2 separate regions of the Homo sapiens genome follow, and region 1 is linked to region 2. The links are chromatin loops, found by intact Hi-C in ENCODE. Cell type or tissue: heart right ventricle. All regions are shown on one strand. Links, peaks and the distances in the headings refer to the core of each region. The heading gives the core; the rest is flanking DNA. Region 1 overlaps TOX2 (TOX high mobility group box family member 2). Region 2 overlaps LOC101927200 (a long non-coding RNA gene).

Evidence for each region. Peaks named below come from ENCODE experiments on the same cell type or tissue, not always from the same donor. Only the 100,000 strongest peaks of a DNase experiment are listed, where the experiment ranks them.
Region 1: it touches region 2 in a loop (1.9-fold over the local background); 15 of 110 quality-filtered maps call a loop at or near these places.

The regions. Positions count from the first base shown.
Region 1 is chr20:43,922,958-43,930,204 of GRCh38, forward strand. All of the region lies in intron 1 of TOX2 (TOX high mobility group box family member 2), which reads left to right. Among named protein-coding and RNA genes, the nearest start is that of TOX2, 12 kb to the left of the region's middle. In heart right ventricle, for the core only: no CTCF peak of the experiment used is centred there; a DNase peak (open chromatin) is centred at 2,977; H3K27me3 peaks cover 37 bases.
Region 2 is chr20:43,762,890-43,770,136 of GRCh38, forward strand. The region is part of intron 1 of LOC101927200 (a long non-coding RNA gene); the gene reads left to right. Among named protein-coding and RNA genes, the nearest start is that of GTSF1L, 40 kb to the left of the region's middle. RefSeq lists enhancers at 3,321-3,821, 3,822-4,322. In heart right ventricle, for the core only: no CTCF peak of the experiment used is centred there; a DNase peak (open chromatin) is centred at 3,682; H3K27me3 peaks cover 1,333 bases.

The DNA.
Region 1 (7,247 bases), core at 1,732-4,231, 160 kb after region 2:
GAGTAATAATTAAATATAAAATTGGCTGAGCAGTGCCAATGCCGGGAGTGTGGGAAGGTTTCACAATGGCAGTCTTACAGGAATGCCAGGTGGGCTGCCTGGGGGCATGTAGAGTGGTGGGGGGTGTTCCAGGCAGAGGGAGCAGCCATTGTAGGGGTGCTTTGGGGATACTGTCAGCCTAAGGAGGGGAAACCTGCCTGCGTGGGAGTTGGGACACCAGCAGAGATGGTTATGAAGAGCCTTGCACCCCAGCCTGTGGGGCTTTAAGTAGAGGACTGTGCCTGGAACCAGGGGTACGGTGCACAAGTATGGAATGCATCACATTGCTGGATTCTGACCATCCTCAACGACTGTCTCTTGGTCTTCTGCTGATGGGAAAGTCTAATGACTTGCATTTGATTTCCCCCAGTAGCCCATGATAGATACTCTGCTTCTCAAACTTTAGCCCACCAGAATCACCTGGAGCACAGTTAAAACAGACTGCTGTGTTCCACTCCCAGAAGTTCTGACTCAGCAGGCCTGGGGAGGAGCTGAAAGTTAGCACTACTAGCAAGTCGATGGTGCTGATGGTGCCAGTCTGGGATCCACACTTAGAGAACCTCTGGTCTAGACTAGAACGTGGCAGGATTGTCCTGCCTTAACTGAGGACAGTAGAGATGTATTGCTGGCCTGGGGCATGGAGCCCCGGTGTGGACATGGTTAGGTGTCCTTCTCAAGCCCCTTGGTGGGTTGTGGGGAGAGTCTTCTTCACCATGGGGAAAGTCTCACATTGGGTTGCCTGGAAAAGGACTCTGAGATGGAGAGTTGCTCGTGGAAGGTTTATGTGGGGAAGTTCTCTGCGGTGAGGTGGGCGGAAGGGGTGCACCTGCAGGGGACACAGGAGGAAACGTGCTTGGGCCGGGGAGAAGCTGGCCTGGCCTGACCTGTGGTTCTGAAGAACGCCATCCCACAGGGAGCTGTGGCGCTAAGGTGGCTCTTTAGTGTTGCCCCAGATGGAGGTGAGGGGACTGCCCAAGCCTTTGATTTCTGCATCATCTGGTCATTTCAGCATAAGTGAGAGGCCTAAAAATGAACAGCAGGCAGTTCCCTTGGGTGAAGGAGTTCACTGCAGTAGAGGGCAGTCCCATTGAAGGGCGAGCTGCAAGCCCAGCCGCTGATATTCCTGAGGTTGGGGGATGAGCATATGGAAGAGGGCTGGAGAGTACCACTGTGACCATCTCAGGGAGATTTCCCAGGAAATCAAGGGCCAGCATGTGGATGACTTTTAGTGATGGTCACTCACTTGCTCAAGGTTCTTCTTTGTCTCATGAAGTGAGAGAGATGTGTCATCTGCTCTGCGTAGGAAAGGCAGGATAGTTACTTTTTGGGTCCAAGGGAAGACAAATGGTAATTAATGGAGTTTTTAGGGGCTCAAAGATGCTCTTAGATGCTCCAGGGTGGGATTCCAGAGTCCTTGCACTGAGCTGTCACATATCTTCCTGTGTGTTAGGGAGGACTCCAGATGGGTCTCCAAGGAGCTTCTGGGCCATGCTTAAGGAGGTCACCTCTGGGCAAGAGCCAGGGCTTTCTCTTTGGGCTGGAGTCCTGTCTAGTTCAACAAGAGGCCATCTGCCCTGCCCAGCCTCAATGCAGGTCAGTGTTTCTGGCTTTGCCTTTCACCATCACTGAGCTCCCAGGAAGCTCAGAGGCAAAGGAGGGGTCACCTGTAGCCATAACATAGGCTGCTGTGGTGTGGCTACTGTTCATTAACTCACTCCCAACTGCACCTCATTTTTCTACCATTTTCCTCTTTATCTTGAGTCCTGCCACTGTTTTATTTTTTAAAAATTGATTTTGCTCTTTGTAAGACACACAGAAGTATTTTAGAAGAGGAAAGACACAAGTGAAGTCCCTCTCACTCTCTGTCCCTCTCCCTTCTCCACACACAGCCCTGTGTCCCGGGGTGTCCACTGAAAAGGGAGTGGAGGGTGTACTTCCCATCAAACCCTTTCTTCAGTTCCTTACTTTTAATACATTCGTTGTTTTTATTTCTGGAATCATTTTTTTATTTTCCCAGAATTCTGAGTTTCTTGATTGATCTCATATCATCGTGGTCTATTCTTCTTTTATGGATATGTGACTATCTTGAATCTCTTTGAAGATGGTAATTCGATTTTTAAAAAAGTGGTCTTTTGTTTCCTGCATTTAACTCTGTTTTATTGGTGATTCTTCTGTTCACTTTTAGGCCTCTCTTTTATGCTGATATTTTCTACAAATGCCTGGTGATTCTCGGTTGACATTTAAATTTGTAAATGGGAGGGGGGCATCTAGATCTGTTCTGTGGTTGTGAGTTTCCTCAACATGGGTGAAAGCCGTGACTGCGTGGGTGGGCAGGGTGGATGTTGAGTAGAAACGCTCTGTGTGTGGTGTGTGAGTGCAGACTCTATTGCGGTGTGGGATGAGCCTACGAAGTCCTTGGGGGCCTCTTTGTCCCTCGGGTAGGCCAGCAGTTACCCCCAGGGCGCTGGTGCACTTTTTCCAGCCTTGTGCTCACCCGCAGGAGGGAGTCTCCCAGGCAGATTTCTCATTTCAATTAGAGAATTCTTCTGGTTGGCATTAGCCTGGGGGCAAAACCAACAAACAGCTTCTCCCAGGGCTTTGGACGGGCACAGGGGTCCCAGCGCAGGCTTCCTCTCTCTGGGAATGTTCTGGGGTTCAGTTAGGTGTTGGGTGCCGGTTCCTTAGTGCTCACAGGCTTCGCTGTCAGTCTGTTTCTTTGACTTCTTAGTTTCTAGCAGTCTCATAACGTTTCTGATCCCAGCCTTTTCCTATTTTCTTATGTGCCTTAAGTTTTCCTAAGAACTATGCTGGGCACATTTGTCCCCATTTTTTTAGGTGAGAAGACTGAGGTCCAGATGAATCAAGTAACAGAAGGGTGGCAGAGGGGGCTGTTAGGCAGAGCTGGAATTTGGCCCGAGCTTGCTCTGCAGCTGTCAGGGTGCCAGGGGGAGCTCACTTCCTCCTGCTGCAGGGGTGGAAGAGTGTATCACTGGCTCCTTGTCCTAGAGTGCTTTTTACATTACAGCTAATTAAAATGTGCTTATTTCGAAGCTGGGCCTGATTTGCAGGAATGATTTAGAAACTTGTCGGAAATGAATCGACTCAGTAGTAGTATAACCCAGGGTCAATGCCACGCATATATTTTATTGTTTCATCATGCTGTGTTTTGGCTTGAACTGAACTTTATGATGTGGAAGATGGACCCTGGGCCCTTTATGTCTCATTTATTCTGCAAATATTTCCTGTTTACATTATTTAGGAAGGTCTCCCACCCCCACTCCCATGCTTTCTCTGTTCTCTATGTCCACCTGAGATGGAAGTTCATTTTTATGCAAATCCAGATGTTGGATCCAAATGTGACTTTGAGTTTGATGGAAGTGCCTGGGTTCGTATCCTGACACTTATAAGCTGTATGACTTTGGACCTGTCACTTAGCCTCTCTGAGTCGTGGTTTCCTCACATAATCACAATTGCATCTCAGGTTGGTGGTTAGGTCTGTGGGAGAGCAAGTAAGTCTTCCCCTCCCTCATTTCTTCCTCCAGGCACTGTTTAGGTGAACCGAGCCCTCTGTAGAACAGCGAGCATAGACCCTATACTAGGTTTTAGTGCCTTTATACACTGTACAGTCTAAGGAGCTTTTCAGTTCAGGATCGGTGTAGCGCTTGTTCCCATTGGGGCTGTCTCTTTTCTCTCCTGTATCAGTTCCCTTCTTTCTCATTGCAATTCCCACAGGGAGTTTTTAAGGACCAATGAAACATTCAGACTCACAAGATGAACACAGGGGACACTTGGCACCAGTCTCCTCGAAAGATTTGGGACACAGCCTGACACAGCCTGCCAGCAAGGCACGTGAGCTGTTCTCTTCTGCACAAGTAATTCTTGCAACAGTCTCCGCAGTGGTCCACGAAGGTGGCCAGGAGCTATTCTCTTTGCTGCCCCCTCCCTCCCAGGATCTAGTTCAAGTGCAAAGGAATGAGATACACAATGGGTGGCTGTGGAAGCCACCCTGGCTTAGAAGCCTTATTGTCCCAGCTGCCATATCCATTGTAACAATTCCGTAGGCTTAGCTTCAAGGACCCAGGGACATGTCAGGTACAAATTTCTCTGCATCTAGGAAAACCCAAATTATGGCTTCTTTTTCAGATATTTATAACTTATTTATAGTTCCTCCCAGTTCAAATGCAACTTACCAATCAGGGGTCATTTTTACCATAAGCAGAGTTGCCTGGTAACATAGTTAACGTCCCACTTTCCTCAGGTTTCCAGGGGAGTTATGCTCCGCAATTAACAAAGGTGAAATTCTCTTGCAACAAGGAAAAGGGTTTGGTTAACCCTTTCCCCCATATTCATCATCCTACTTTTTTCCCCTGTGGGCTGGTATTTTTGGCATCTCTTTTGGAAGGACGAATGGAGTCCTCAGAAATATATTCCACACTGTGTACATTTTCTGATGATCTATATAACACACACACACACACACACACACACACACACACACACACACACACACACACATCATGAGATATGCTTTGGAGTCATACTGGCCTGGGATCAAATCTTGGCTCTTGGCTTTGCCACCTATGAAGAGTTAATTTCCTTCCTTCCTTCCTTCCTTCCTTCCTTCCTTCCTCCTTCCTTCCTTCCTCCCCTTCCCTTCCCTTCCCCTTCCTTCCTTCCTTTCTTCCTTCCTTCCCTTCCCCTTCCTTCCTTTCTTCCTTCCTTCCTTCTTTCCTTCCATCCTTCCTTCCTTCCCTCCTTCCTTCCCTCCCTCCCTCCCTCTTTCCCTCCCTCCCTCCCTCTATCCCTCCTTCATACAGCCATCCAAGGAGCATGCACTGCCTGCTGTATGCAAGGCTTTGTGGTAGGTGCCAGGCAGGAACAGGTAATTAAGACATGGTCCTTTTCCTTGAGAAGCATGATCTTATTAGAGAGACAGAAATAAACAATTTCAAATGTGTGTGGTAAGCATTATGTTGAAGTAGCACAGGGGAGTGTGGGACCACCAGGCTAGGCTGGGGACAGTCAGAAAAGGCTTCTCAGAGGAAGGGACACTTGCCTGTGCTTGAAGGTGAGTAGAACTTGGCCAAGTGAAGAAGGTAGGGAAAAGCATTCCAGGTAGAAGGAACAACATATGCAAAGGCATAGAAGGTGCTGAGAGTGTCAAGATGTGAGGCTGAAGAAGGGAGCCAGGGGCATTTGGAAAGCTGTTTATTATCTCTGACTTCAGTTTTCTCGTATACAAAATGTGATGAGCAATGCTTACTTGTTTATGAAATTAAATGAGGTAATGATGTATGTTTAAGCACCTGGTGTAGTTAGCTTCAATTCCCTTTCCAAATCTGTCTACAGATGCCTAAGAGCCAGGCTTTGATTTTAAATGAGAGAAGGAATAAAAAGCACTGAAGGGCCTGGCCGCCCACTTGCACAGTGCAGGTTTCCTGCAGCTGCTCTTGTGTTGGTCGCTTTATTGCTGCTTTGGACGGAGCACTAAATGTCTGCATGCCGACCTGGATTACGTCCTTCAGGATCAGCGAAGCACATCATTGTGTTTTCTTAATGGCTCAATGCTAACAGCAAGTCACGGCCTGTCGAGGTGTCCTGTGGGACAATTTTTCATCTGCCTATGGCCATGCTTCTGTCTGACGCTCTGTCAACACGCCCTGTCATTCGCTTCTTTGTCTTGCTTTGCCTTCCACATGCCAGCTGGGGAAACTTCGCTTTCCATGGAGTTTGGAGACATTTACTATCCAGTGACCAAAGGTCAGGATGAGCTGAGGAGCCATGGTGGCCACCATCAATGTCTTTATGATGCGTAAATTGGATCCTGTCTCTTCTCCATACAAAGCTACTCAGTGGGGCCGGGCGTGGTGGCTCACGCCTGTAATCCCAGCACTTTGGGAGGCAGAGGCGGGTGGATCATTCGAGGTCAGGAGTTCAAGACCAGCCTGGCCAACATGGTGAAACCCTGTCTCTACTAAAAATATGAAAAAAAAAAAAAAAAAACAACAACAAAAAAACTGGGCATGGTGGCTCGTGCCTGTAATCTCAACTACTTGGGAGGCTGAGGCAGAAGAATCACTTGAACCCTGGAGGCAGAGGTTGCAGTGAGCTGAGATCATTCCACTGCACTCCAATCTGGCGACAGAGTGAGACCCTGTCTCAAAAACAAACAAACAAACAAACAAACAAAAACAGGGAAAAAAACCCCCACAAAGCTGCTCAATGGCTTTCTGTTGTAGCTTGATGAACTCTTACAAACCTAAATCACATCTTCTTAGGTTTCTGCTTAAAGCCTTCCAGTGCTTTGCCCTGGTGAGTAGATAACATCCAACTCCTTTGGCCCATAAGTCCTCACGTGAGCTTGCCTCTGCCTGCATTTCCAGCCTCTGTTCCAGGAACCAGGCTTCATGCTGGGGACATGGTGATGAGCAAAGTCAGAGTCAGTCCCCCTCAGTGACTCCATTCCAGTCACCTGGCCTTCTTGCTATTTCTCAGATCCCCCCACCCTGTTCTTTTGCGCTTGAGGGGCTTTGCACATGCTGTTCCCTTTGCCTGGAATGTTCTTGCCCTCATTCTTTACATGGCTGGCTCCTGCCCAGCCTCTGACCTCAGCTTCATCCTCGTCTTCCCAGAGTCTGACCTGCTCATCTGTGCAGTTGTCTTTCTTTTTGTCTACCATAGCCTCTGAGTATTTTTATTTTTTAATTTTTTATTTGTTTCTTTATTTTTTTGAGATGGAGTCTCGCTCTGTTGCCCAGGTTGGAGTGCAGTGGTGCGATCTCAGCTCACTGCAACCTTCACCTCCCAGGTTCAAGTGATTCTCCTACCTCAGCCTCCCGAGTAGCTGGGATTACAGGAACACACCACCATGCCCGGCTACTTTTTGTATTTTTAGTAGAGACGGGGTTTCACCATGTTGGCCAGGATGGTCTCAATCTCCTGACATCATGATCCACCCGCCTCGGCCTCCCGAAGCGCTGGGATTACAGACGTGAGCCAATGCGCCCAGCTGCTTCTGAGTATTTTTCTTCGTGGCATCATATATCTGTGAAATTACTTGGTTGCTCCCCCTTCAGGATAATAAACTTTAAGAAGCAATAGGCTCATGCTTATTTTGTTTACCATTGCATCCCCATGGTGTCTGACCTATAGTAGGTGCTCAGTAAAAAGTTGTTGAAAGATTGAATGAATGAATGAGGCAGGTTATA
Region 2 (7,247 bases), core at 2,584-5,083:
CTTCTGCCTGGACTCAGGAAGCAAACTACCATGGACCTCGTCACCCGTAATCACATGCACAGGCAGGCACTTGCTCATGGCCATTTTCTTTTGTTTTGTACACAAGTCTAATAACTCCACTATTTTTAGTAAAGTGAGAGTTGATGGCATGGCTGTTGGTAGGCACATGGACACCAGCAGGAGGGAGTAGCTGGAAGCCTGTCAGTGAGGTCAGGAACTGGAGAAATATCAAAGCAATTACACGAGGCCAGGATGGCATGCTGGGGCCGCTCAATGTCAGAGCACAGAGCGCTCTACTCTGGCCTAGCGCAGCCACTGACCGTTCTTAGCCATAGCCTTGAGTCACCCAGGAAAGAGCTTACCAACAACCAAGCAGGAGCTTTGGGATCATAAAGTTCTGGGTTCAATTCTCTGCTCCCTGTTTGCAGGGCTCTAGGCAAAGAGTCTCCCTCTTTTGCCCAGGCTGGAGTGCAATACCACAATCTCAGCTCACTGCCACCTCTGTCTCCCAGGTTCTAGTGATTCTCCTGCCTCAGCCTCCTGAATAGCTGGAACTACAGGCGTGAGCCACCATGGCCAGCTACTTTTTTTGTATTTTTAGTAGAGATGGGATTTCACCATATTGGCCAGGATGGTCTCAATTTCTTGACCTTGTGATCCGCCCGCCTCGGCCCCCCAAAGTGCTGGGATTATAGGCGAGAGCCACCACGCTTGGCTTTTTTATTTTTATTTTTTTAAAGACAGAGTCTCACTCTGTCACCCAGGCTGGAGTGCAGTGATGCGGTCTTGGCTCACTGCAATCCTGACCTCCTGGGTTCAAGTGATTATTGTACCTCATCCTCCCAAGTAGTTGGGACTACAGGCACGCACCATCACACCCAGCTACTTTTTGTATTTTTAGGAGAGGTGGGCTTTCACCATGTTGGCTAGGCTGGTCTTGAACTCCTGACCTCAAGTGATCTCCCTGCCTTGGCCTTCCAAAGTGCTGGGGTTACAGACAGTGCCTGGCTGGTCTAGGCAAATCACTTTTAATACTGCTTTCATATTAGAGTGTTGGGAGGATTAAATGAGTTTACAGAGCACATAGTAAATGCTCATGAAAAATTAGCCGCTATTGGCAGGGAAATGAATGATGGTCAACGACATGCAACAACATGGATGAGCCTCAAAATCATTCTAATGACAGGAAGAAGCAGGCACAAAAGGGCACTTACCGTCCAGTTTCATTCATAGAAATCGCAAAACAGGCACAAGTCATCTGTGATATTAGAGGTCAGGATATTGGTTATGGGGGTTTGCCATTTTTGTTGTAAAATAGAACAGATAGAAATAATGCAGCAGGGAGGTGAATTTTGAAATATTGTATATTTCAAAATAGCCAAAAGAGGATTTTAAGTGTTCATACCACAAAGAAATGGTTAATATATGAGGTGATGGATATGCCAGTTTAATACCCTTATTTGATTATTCTACAATGTATACATATATCAAAACATCACATTGTACCCCATAAATACATACAATTATTATTTGTCAATTAAAAATTAAATAACAGCCAGTGTGGTGGCTCATGCCTGTAATCCCAGCACTTTGGGAGGCTAAGGCAGGAAGATTGCTTGAGCTCAGGAGCTCAAGACGAGGCTGAGCAACACAGCAAGACTTGTCTCTACTAAAAATAAAAAAAAAATTGGCTAGGCACGGTGGCACGCACTTGTAGTCCCAGATACTTGGAGGCTGAGGTGGGAGGATTGCTTGAGCCCAGGAGGTTGAGGCTTCTCTGAGCCGTGATAGTGGCACTGCACCACAACCTAGGTGACAGAGCCAGACCCTGGTTCAAAAAAATTAAATAAAACATTGAAAAGATTACATAAGATAAACCTGCTGCAGTTTAGGGAATTACTGTGAGGCTACCCCTGAAGCTAGTCCTGATCACAGTCTTCTTCCTCCCTCTCAATATTTTGTTTCTTGATCTGAGTGTTAGTTACCCAGGGGTGTTTATGAAAAGTGGGGGAGCAGTACACTTACGTGCGCTTCTCTATATGCATATTATGCTTCAATAAAAAGCTTAAAATTAGGCCGGGTGTGGTGGCTCACACCTGTAATCCTAGCACTTTGGGAGGCTGAGGCAGGCGGATTGCCTGAGCTCAGGAGTTCACAACCAGCCTGGGCAACACAGTGAAATCCCGTCTCTACTAAAATACAAAAAATTAGCCGGGCGTGGTGGTGTGCGCCTGTAGTCCCAGCTACTCGGGAGGCTGAGGCAGGAGAATTGCTTGAACCTGGGAGGCAGAGGTTGCAGCAAGCCAAGGTCATGCCACTGCACTCCAGCCTGGGCGACAGAGCGAGACTCCGTCTCAAAACAAACAAACAAAAAGTTAGCACTTATTATTTTTCTTAATATTATTATCAAATTAACTTATTGGAGCTTTAAACTCTTCATCTGTCTAATGGGGTTGATTACCCCATTTTTTGCAGAATTGTTAGAAGTTACAGTATTCACAGCATATTCGTTGGTTCATTCAGCAGATATTTACTGAGTGCCTGCAGGCTCGGGCACTGTTCTAGGTGCTGGTGATAAAGACGTGATCCAAACAGACAAAAATCATGGGGTTTACATGCTGGCGAGGGAGAGAGACATGCTAGGCACTCACAGAGAACTATGAAATTTGGACAGCACCCTCTGGTTCAGAAAATAAGATCCTGGACCACATCTCTATCCCATATGGTGAAGTTTGTTTGGTTTGGTTTTGATTTGGCTCCTTAAATAATTAGCTTCACTATTACAAAATCTTGGTTAGCACAAAGTCAGATGAGTGAAAGTGTGTGGATGCTACATAAACAATGCCTGCCTTTTCTAGAATTTCTAGGTGCAATCAAATTGCGAATTAGAGCAAACCACCCGTCATAAGCCGCTGCGTTGAGGACCAAGGAATGAATAGCCCAGCAAAGAAATGCTTTCTCTCTCCTGTTTTGAGGAACTCGGGCCCTGTTTTGAGGCCCTGCACCCTGCAGGCAGGAAAGCGTTAAGAAAGAAATGTGCATTTCCACTGAACAAGAAAATCAACTTAGAAAAGAAATGTGTATTGGAAAATATCTATTTGCCTGCAAAATAATGTAAAAATAATGAGCTCCTATTCCCCTTTGATGTGCAGCGCACGCTTTTAAGGAAAGATTCTGCATTTCTGAGATACTGGGCCTGGCGTGTAATGAAGTGGTTGTTATGGCAACAACTTTCAAAAGCAAGTATTTTCTGAGATGTGCTCCACACAGCCAGCGTGAGAGAGGAAAACATGAAAACAGAGACAGGGAGATGAGCTAAACAGAAGGCATTAGATGCGGAGAGCATCCGCTCCAGGTCCAAGGGGGAAGAAAAGTGCCCGCTGCCCCCACTTTCCCAGCCTGGATTTGCAAAGCTGCAGGGGAAGACAGACCCCTGCCCTGGAAGGGGCCCCTTGAGGAATGGAGCTGGGACAAGGCAAGGTTGGGGCTGAGACAGTGTGAGACTGTGGAGAGTGATAGGCGGCTTGAGCCTGGGGGCTCCATCACCAGTCCCTCACCACGGCCCCCTCCTCCCAGCCCGACTCCAGCCTCAGCCTCTGCCCCTCCCAGCCTCCATGCTCTTCATTCATTCCAGGTACCAGTCTTCCCACTGGCAGTCCGGGCCTTCTGCCCATTCCACCCCATCATGTGCCTGGGGTTCCTGCCAGGCTGGGCATAGCACCAGGAGCCGGCATTCATCACCCTCTTTGCTCTGCACAGCAACCCCAAGTGCCTGGCAAATAGTAGCTGCCCGATCTCTATTTGTGGAGTCAATAGGTGGTCCTTCTCTGACAGCTACTGCTATTGTCCCCATTTTGTTGGTGAGGTAGTTGAGGCTTGGAGATGTTGAGTGATTTGCCCCAGCCCTGCAGGCAGCGGGCAGTGGAGCTGGGCTGCCCCCACCCCTGCATCGTGCTGCCTCTCAGTACCCCGATCCCAGCCTCCCTGTCTTTGTTCATACTGTGTCTCTGCCTGGTGCACCCTCTCTTGTCTCGTAAGACCTGACCCAAAGGCCATCCTGTGGCCATGATGTCATGAAAATGCTGCCTCTAAATGAGACTCCTGGATGTGTCAGTGTCTGGGGATGGGGTCCTCACTACCTGCTAGGGAGTCTGGGCTGGGCACACATGTCCTGGCGGCTGGGAACTGCCAGGAAGAGAGCCGCCTCCAGAGGGACCGTGTCTGTCCCATTCACCATGCTCCTCCCCATGCAATGCCGGGCACAGCGGTGACACTCAGGAACCCTTGGGTGAATGAGAGACTTTGGAACGCAGACAGTTTGGAAAGGTCCTGGTCGGTCAGGTTTTGGAGATCTTTGGGGCTGCCCCAGCCAAAGCTTTCTTGTGATTGGATAACCTCCTCAAACGCAGCCCAAGCTCATATTTGACAGTGATGGTGAGGAGGGGTGCATGTGAGTGTGTGTGGCATGTGAGTGTGTAAACGTGTGTGCATGGCCTTGTTGGAGGTGATTTGCCTGAAAAAGGAGTCTGGGCTACACTCGTGTGTGCCTCTGTCAGGGGTGAGGGAGATGCGTGTGTGCACAGATTTGAGGAGATCTGTCTAAAGGGGCATGCATCTCAATATGTGTGTTTCAGGAGCAGGTAGTGTGTGTGTCTGTGTGCGTGTGAATGGCCTTGATTGACAGGACTTGCTCTGTAAGGGGTCGTATGTTTGTATGCAGGTGTGCCTGCATGAGGGTGTGTCTTGTGTGTGTGCACCTGGTCTTGATGTATTTGTGTGTGTGCATGTGTGAGAGAGATGAGCATGTGAAGGAGTGTGCTTCAAAGAGAGGTTTGTATGAACGTGTGTGTATCAGGGGTGTACCTGGGAATGTGGGTATAGATGCCGGGGAAGAGCAGTGGATACATTCCTGGCTGCTGCATTTGTCAGGTAGAGGGAGCCTGTTGAAGTAAATGGGCTGTATTTTTGGTTCTCTGCTGCGAGAGAGCTTCTGGCAGCTGTGCTGGCAAACCTGTGAGTCACAGAGAGAGAACTATGCCATGATGCTGTCCTCTGGATCATAAAATGTAAGTTAGAGCCAGAAGCAGCCTTGGCAGTCACCTAGTTCTATCCCTTGTGTTACAATTGATGGAAAACAGAGAAGGGAAGCAAATTCTCCAGATCACACAGCGAACTCAGGATAGAGCTGGAACTTGGACTTGTGTCTGGGTCTGGGACTTCCCAATCCTCCACTTCCTGCTGCCAGGTCCCTGAGGAGGAGAGAGAGGGTTAACCACAGAGTAATTAATACCAGGCACCAGAGTATTATAAAATTTCATTTCCACTTTAATTAGGGGAACTTAAAAAAATAGAAGTCTTTGTTGTGTCAATTAGTTGATTGACTATCGTTGGTTTCTGGGTTAGGGAAACTTGATCTGCAGTGAATGAATTTGTTTATCAGGGAAAAGGAGCCAGGGGGTGGAAAGAGAAATTCAATTAAGTGTCAGGCTGCTAAGTGACAGGCTGCATTTGATAGAACTTTTAGCTTAATTGCTTGTATTTCATTAAGAGTTTTATTTATCAGGAGCATTCTTCATGTTAAAAATCTCAGGTGGTGTCTGCGTGGCTTTGGGCTATTTTTCTGCATTGATTAAGGACATTGAATTGTGGACCTGAAGAATTACCTGGGACCTCAGAGACATTCTTGTCCGGGCAAAAACCGTCCTTTATCCTAGCTCCCGGGGCTTGTGTCCCCCTCATGCCTCCCCTCCCATAGTTATATCCAAAGTTTAGTAAGTGTTGCATTTCTCTGGGGAGAATAATCTGTATTTCTTCTTTAGATTTGCAAAGGGATAGGAGTTGCATAGACAATAATACTCAGCCAGGCTGACCAACTTGTTTGGTTTTGCTCTTTGTTGTTGTTTTTCTTCCCCATAAAAACACATTTAATTGCATGCATAGTTGTAAAATTGTACATGAAGGCAGTGCTAGAAACTAAGTTACTATTACTTTGCATTAACAAAAATGACTGTAAAAATAACTATCCTTGAGAAGAAAATGAGCCTGACAAGATTTAATTTAATTAGAGATATGATTACTATCAGGGTTTTCCAAGAATGTCATATCAGCTCAAAAGTAGATGCATTTTATTATAAATCAAATGGGTCCTGGTGCCCCAGAGGTATATAAAAAATATACAGCGTGGCTTACTTGAGTTATTCTTTTCTGAAGGCCTCCAGACCCTTCTTGTGAGGAGAACTGTCCAATGCATAATCTATAATGGCTATAGAAAGGGAGGGAAGGAGGCAGGGAGGGAGGAAGGGAGGAGGGAGGGAGGGAGGGAGGGAGAGACAACCTGCTGAGCCTTGGGGCTCTATCACCAGTCCCTCACCATGGCCCCCTCTGGCCATCTGTGTGCACCTGTGGTCCCAGCTACTCAGGAGGCTGAGGTAGGAGGATCACTTGAGCCCAGGAGGTTGAAGGGGCTCACTTCAATCCCCTCTGGGCCTCTCTGAGCCTCGGTTCTCTCATTTATAAAGATGACCACTTGTTTTATAAGTGAGAGAACCAAGGCTCAGAGAGGGCCAGAGGTTTTCCGAAGGACACACAGCTAGCTATGGGCAGAACCAGGACTGGCACTTGTTCTTCCTGCTTCTTTTCCAAGAACCTGGCTCTGTGTGGGGCCTCTGAGTTGCTGGGCTTAAGTCCTTCAGGGACAGTTCAGCGGGGCAGCCATTTCTTTTCCTTTTGATCTATTAGGGCAGGAGAACAGAGTGGTTAGGACTGCTGTCACCACCTGGGCTTAAATTCTGGATCTTCTGCTTGTTTTGTGAACCTGGACAAGTGCTTTGACCACACTGGTAAATGGGATAGTAAGATCATCTGTCTCACTTGGCTGTCAGGAGGATCATGGGGTACTCCATGTAATGCACTTAGACTATACCTGGTACATAGTAAATGCTCAGTAAATACCAGCTATAATTATTATTGAGCTTCCAAGTAAGATTTCATTTGAAAAAATGTTCCTATTTTTTTTTTTTTTTTTGAGACAGGATCTCACTATGTCACTCAGGCTGGAGTGCAGTGACACAATCACAGCTCACTGCAGCCTCAACCTCCTGGGCTCAAGCGATCCTCCCACCTCAGTCTCCCAAGTAGCTAGGACCACAAGTGCACACCACCAAGCTCAGCTAATTAATTTTTCTTTTTTTGTAGAGACAGGGTCTTGCTATATTGCCTAGGCTAGTCTTGAACTTCTGAGCTCAAGC